Linked DNA regions of Homo sapiens: region 1 is linked to region 2. A link is a contact called in ENCODE Hi-C or POLR2A ChIA-PET data. All regions are on one chromosome and are shown on one strand. Each heading gives the region's core, a stretch centred on a gene start or an enhancer-like site at or near the end of the contact. The rest is flanking DNA. Distances are from core to core; before and after follow the strand shown.

Region 1 (2,851 bases), core at 152-2,651, 310 kb before region 2:
AAGAGTTCTACTTGACCCACAGCCTTGTCAACTCTTAGTATTATCAGTCTTTTTAACCCACTAGGGTAGTAGAATCTCACTGCGGCTTTAATTCGCATTTCTTATCTACGGTGCCCAAAAGTTGGCTGTCTCTTCCATGGCATCCTAAAGTTTCTACTTTACCTGACACATAGACAGTCACTCTGAACCCATGGGCGACCCCTGGCACTTAGAAACACAGTTAGCTCAGGACAGAGACAGATAAGGAGTGTGATAAACAGATCTTACTGTAGAACCTTAAGGAAACTGATGGCCACTTGACTCTGACACATCACTGACTTCAGCAGCCACTCTCTGTCCCAGAGTCTCTCCCGCTGAGGTGAAACTTCTAGATGCTTCTCCAGATCAAACTCCAACCAAGCGTTCACCTCACCCAGCAGAGCTGAGGAAGCCAAACTGCCAAGTGAGCTTGGAGAAGGGAGACTGTGAAGATGGCATGACACAGAAAACAATGCCCAGAGCATACAGTATGCAGATGTATGTAAATCATATATAAAAGCCAGAATGCAAGCCTTCAAGTGATAATGCTCTCCAGCTGTCCTAAAGGCTGTCTCCATTCCGGAGAACACCAGGGTGCGCTGGGGAACCAGCAGGCAGCATAGTTCAGCAAGAAGGGTATGGTTTTCCTCTTTCCTTTAATCTGGGAGCATGAGTTCACTAAGTCCCTAAGGATCCATAAAATGTGAAAGTCTGTTTTTTTTTTTTAATTGGTTGTCCATTTGTGTTCAAGTAAATGAGGCACAGCTTCTTCCAGTTGGTCTGCAGCTTGAGTCAGATGGCAAGAGAATGTCACCATCCGAGGCACCTGCTGCAGGCCTAGGAAGGGGCACGGCGGCTCTCCTGAGAATCTGGGATGGTGACCCAAGTATTTAACTCAGAATCAGTAGCCTGACTTGTGTCCCTAAGTGCCACTTATGACCTTGGGCAAGTAACTTCCTCTCTGTGAGCCTCATTTTTCCCATCTGTAGCATGAGCAGATTAGACTAGGATCAACTCTCTAAGGTCTCTAGATTTCTCTGAGCCTGTGATTCCAGGTAGAGTCCCTTCAATCTAAACGCTGATCAGAGTGAGTCATTCTGCCAAAGCACCAATGAATCCATTCCCACGTAGAGCAATTAGAGCTGCGCGAGTTCCTGCCACACGTCCAAGATGATAGAAAGCCCAACCCAGATTCTGTGCTGTATCATTGAGCATTAAGACACAACAAGGGCTCTGTTGCAGCATAATAATGCATGCCTGGCTGATTTATGAAGCATCCAACTTAGAAGCGCATTCTTCGGTAACGCCTTGTAATTTAGGCAGCACTCCATGAAAAACACAGGTAGTGGAGGCAGTTGTGCTCAGATCCGGTTACCTCCCACAACTTCCAACTTCCCTGCCCCTGTGCTGCCAGCCTTCATCTCCCCTTCCACCGTGTTCAGAAGCTTGGCTGCCCCTGCCTTGATCACACCTTTTTGCACAGCCAGTTCTCCCCAGTCTGTGGCGCCCCCTATTGGCTCTGGGATTTTGTCAGACGCTCCAGCTCTGCGTCACCAACTTCTAAGCTGAGCAATGGGAGCTAACGTCACTGTTGCTGTAACCCGTGAAATCTTAGCAATGAGGCCAGGCAGAAGACAACTACTACCAGAGAAACAGAGACATGAGCCTCCACCACAACCCATCTCCCACCCAGCCTAATTTTCTCCATAGCACTTATCTCTACCAATGTTTATATTTATTTTTACTACTTTTGTTGTCTGTCTTCCCCTTTGGACTTAAAGTCCAATGATAGCAAGGCCTTTGTTTTGTTCTTTACGGGATTCCAGCACCTAGAGAGTTGGCTGGCATTAAGGAGGCACTCGGTAATATTTGCCGAAGGAACCATTTATTCATTCAAATAAATAAAGATGTCAGGTGGTAGCAATGGCTATCGAGCAAACTAAAGCAGAGTAAAGGGGATGGGGTGCTAAGAAAATGAGAAGGTTGCTATTTCTGATAAGGTGGTCAGGGTGGGCTCTCTGCTAATGATACTTAAGCAGAAACCTGAAGAAGTAAGAAAATGAGCCGCTCGGAGATAAAGGGAGAAAATGTTTGAGATTGAACAGCTGATGCAAAGGCCAAGCAAAGCCTTGGCATGTTTACAGAGGACAGTGGGCTAAAACAGAGGGCAAGAGCAGAAGGTAATAAGGCCATGTGGTGTCAGGGCCACATCACCTAGAGAGGAGGTCAGCGAATCACGGCCTGTGGGCCAAATCTAACCTATCACCCACTTTTATAAGTAAAGTTTTGTTGGGACATAGCCATGCTTATTTGTTCACATGTTGTGGCTGCTTTCCTGCTGCAGCTGAGCTGAGTAGTAGCCACAGACGCCAATGGTCCACAAAGCCAAAAGTATTTACCATCTGCCCCTTTGCCAAAAAAAAAATGCCAGCCCCTCCCTTGATCACTGTAGGCCACTGTGAGGACTTCAGCTTTTTCTCTAAAGAACATGAGACACCATTAGAGGAGTGACATGAGCAGACTCACAATTTAGGAGGATTGGGATGGCTGCTGAGCAAAGAATAAATTGGAGGGGTGGAAGCAGGGAAATCAATTAGGAGGTGAAAAATGAAGGTGGTTGGGACTGGAAATGTAATCAGATCAGAAGATGCACAAAGTCTAGCCATTCTCACAGCCTGGAGTGAGCAGGGTGTGTTTTGCCCTAATAGATTTTGGCCCAAAGCATCTGGGTTTGTGGGAGGGAGTTGGGGAGTCATCAAACTGAAAGTAGGATGACTTTCATCCAAAACTGAAAGTAGGCAGTTTTTTCCAAGGCAGGAAAGAAGCCACAGCA
Region 2 (2,700 bases), core at 87-2,586:
GCAAGTTAAGAATGATTTTCCATTTCAAAGCGGTTGAAAAAACTCAAAAGGAGAGTACTATTTCAAGACACATGAAAATTATATTCATGTTCATGAAATTTTATTGGAACACAGTCACATCCTTTCGCTTTTGCACCAAGACAACAGAACTGAGGAGCTGCGACAGAGACTGTATTGAGCCACAAGTCTAAAATATTTACTTTCTAAACAGGGCATGGTGACTCACGCCTCTAATCCCAGCACTTTGGGAGGCCCTGGTGGGCGGATCACCTGAGGTCAGGAGTTCGAGACCAGCCTGGCCAACATGGAGAAATCCCATCTCTACTAAAAATCAAAAATTGGCCAGGAGTGCTGGCGCACGCCTGTAGTCCCAACTACTTGGGAGGTTGAGGCAGCAGAATTGCTTGGGAGGTGGAGGTTGCAGTGAGCCAAGATTGCACCACTGCACTCCAGCCTGGGCAACAAAGCCAGACTCTGTCTCTAAATAAATTGATTAATTAATTTAATCAAATATTTACTTTCTGGTCCTTTTCAGAGAAAAATCTGCCCACCTCCACTCTAAGGTGTTGTGTGTTAAATATTTCCATTGTGGCCAGAGACCCACACAATCAGCAAGTGCTACCATTCCCATGCCTGGTATCAGGGGACCACGTAAGTAAGCCTCTTGCTAGGGTCCCCCGCCTGGGCCCCAGGCTCAAAGGAATGCAGGTAAAGTGACCGGAGGAAGCTCCTGCACTAGCAAAGAGGGCCACATACCACAGCAGATCCCAGTCGGGGCCGCCCAGCGGCCTGCTGGCCTCCTAGAGAGGCTCCCTAGCAACATGGAGTCAGCGTGCTCGGAACCCTTGACTTCACAGAAGCATTAGGTGAGCGCTCAAGGGCTTTTTGTGCACCAGAGGCAGTAAAATGCCATGTTTGCCAACATGTGAAATGCGCGGGGATATCAGATACATCTCAATTTTTCAGAAAGTTTTTTGGAAAAATAAAGACTAAGCTGTAAGGGAAATATTTTATTCCTATAAATATAGTACACAGGATTGTGACTCCATTAAAAAATAGTACGGTTTTGATACACAGTCTAGTATCCCTAAAAACAAGAATAAAATCACAGAGCTAAAAAGAAATATCTTGGTATTTAGGAATATGAGTTGCAGTGAAAAAATACTTAAATTCATAACATAGGGGAGTTACTCAAATTCCATATTCATCTGTGTGGTCTCTGGTTTTTGTTTTGTTTTTTGATAAGGGGATGAAAAGCGCTCACATTTGCAAAATGTATGTTGCCATCTTCTGCCACTAGGGGGTAGCATGCCCCATTATTTTACCTCTTTCTCAGCCTTCCAGCTGTGCCTGATACCAAAGCGTAAGACTGACAAGAAAACTTGTGTATATAATAAACGATTAGATATCGTACAATGCCATATATTTGATATATGTTATGTGTATAGTATTATGTAATACGTAATATATCTTATGTTGTAACATATACATTATTCATATATAAAGTATAAAATTTTATTTTGCATATATAATCCATCATTTGGGAAAAGCGGGGAATGTATCCTATATACCAGTAAACACAGCAAGCCTCACTAGTGCACAAAAAATCTAGTCGGAGTTCACCTGCTTCTATTAAAAGATTGAGGGCAGCTCTGCTTGATGTTAAAGGAGGGATTAGGGCTATTAGGATCTTCCCAGTGGAAAGCTCCAGAAAGTTTGGACCACCTAGAAGGCTGCGTGGTCACCGACCGGCTTGTGGAAGGAGAGGGAGGACGGGAGTCATGGGATGTACAGACTCAGTAGCCAAGGAATCTGAGAGATGCCCAATCTAACTCAGAAGCCAAGAGGCCGGAGCACCGCAAGGGCACAGGGAGCCCTGGAGCCTGAGGGAGAGTCCAGAGCTGCAGGCAAAGCCGTGTCAAGAGTCCAGGCTTAGAAACAGCCGCAAACCAACGCTCCAAATAGCTCAATGCGTCACATAGTCGGAATCTCAAAAATGTGACTTTAAGTTCATTTCCAAAATAAGACAAGGAGTGGCAGAAGGGAGATTCAAATTCCAACCTGTTCAGACATTCTAAAACATAAAACCCTGAATGTTTGGGGGCAATTAATCCAGAAAACATCTCAGTCAGCTTCTAACATCTGCCGCTGGAGCGAGGATGGAAAGCACTGGAAATGAAGGGCTTTCCTGGATCTGGGAATCTGGGTGCGCAGGCCAGTTCCCAACGCGCATGTGAACATCGCTTTTCTGCAGTCAGGACTAAAGCTGCCTTCCACATGGTCCACGTACATGAGGTCCGCACACATGAAATGTCTTTGTGCTGCTTCTCAGCATACATCATACTTTTCCCATGAATCATTTAAGACCAAAAAAAAAAAATACCTATGAGATAGGTATTAATATCATACCCACTGTACAGATTAAGAAACAGACACAGAGAGCTTAAGCAACTTGCCCAAGGTCACAACAGTGAGTGACGGTGCCGGGAGTTAACACAGAAAACTCTTTGTATTAGTCTGTTTTCATACTGCTATAAAGAACTTCCCGAGAATGAGTAATTTATAAAGGAAGGAGGTTTAATTGACTCACCGTGCAGCATGGCTGGGGAGGCCTCTGGAAATTTACAATCACGGCAGAAGGTGAGGGGGAAGCAAGGCACCTTCTTCACAAGGTGGGAGGAAGAAGGGCCGAATGAAGGG

Evidence for each region. A loop is a pair of places that touch in the nucleus more often than their neighbours do. ChIA-PET counts read pairs that join two places held with the same protein, here RNA polymerase II (POLR2A). Pooled maps may share reads with other maps.
Region 1: a loop to region 2 is called in a pooled map, with 2.6 times the contacts of the local background. The contact joins two enhancer-like sites. A Hi-C loop is called at or near these places in 1 of 50 pooled maps. POLR2A ChIA-PET finds 5 or more read pairs at or near these places in 2 of 52 experiments (BJ and WTC11).

The regions. Positions count from the first base shown.
Region 1 is chr2:219,996,106-219,998,956 of GRCh38, reverse strand. The region is part of intron 1 of LOC105373891 (a long non-coding RNA gene); the gene reads right to left. Among named protein-coding and RNA genes, the nearest start is that of MIR4268, 91 kb to the right of the region's middle. Within about 2 kb of position 1,401, at least 2 of the 41 ENCODE cell types and tissues checked have a DNase peak (open chromatin) inside an H3K27ac peak, as active enhancers do.
Region 2 is chr2:219,688,472-219,691,171 of GRCh38, reverse strand. No RefSeq gene overlaps it. Among named protein-coding and RNA genes, the nearest start is that of LINC02832, 40 kb to the left of the region's middle. RefSeq lists enhancers at 2,314-2,700, 1,998-2,700. Within about 2 kb of position 1,336, at least 11 of the 41 ENCODE cell types and tissues checked have a DNase peak (open chromatin) inside an H3K27ac peak, as active enhancers do.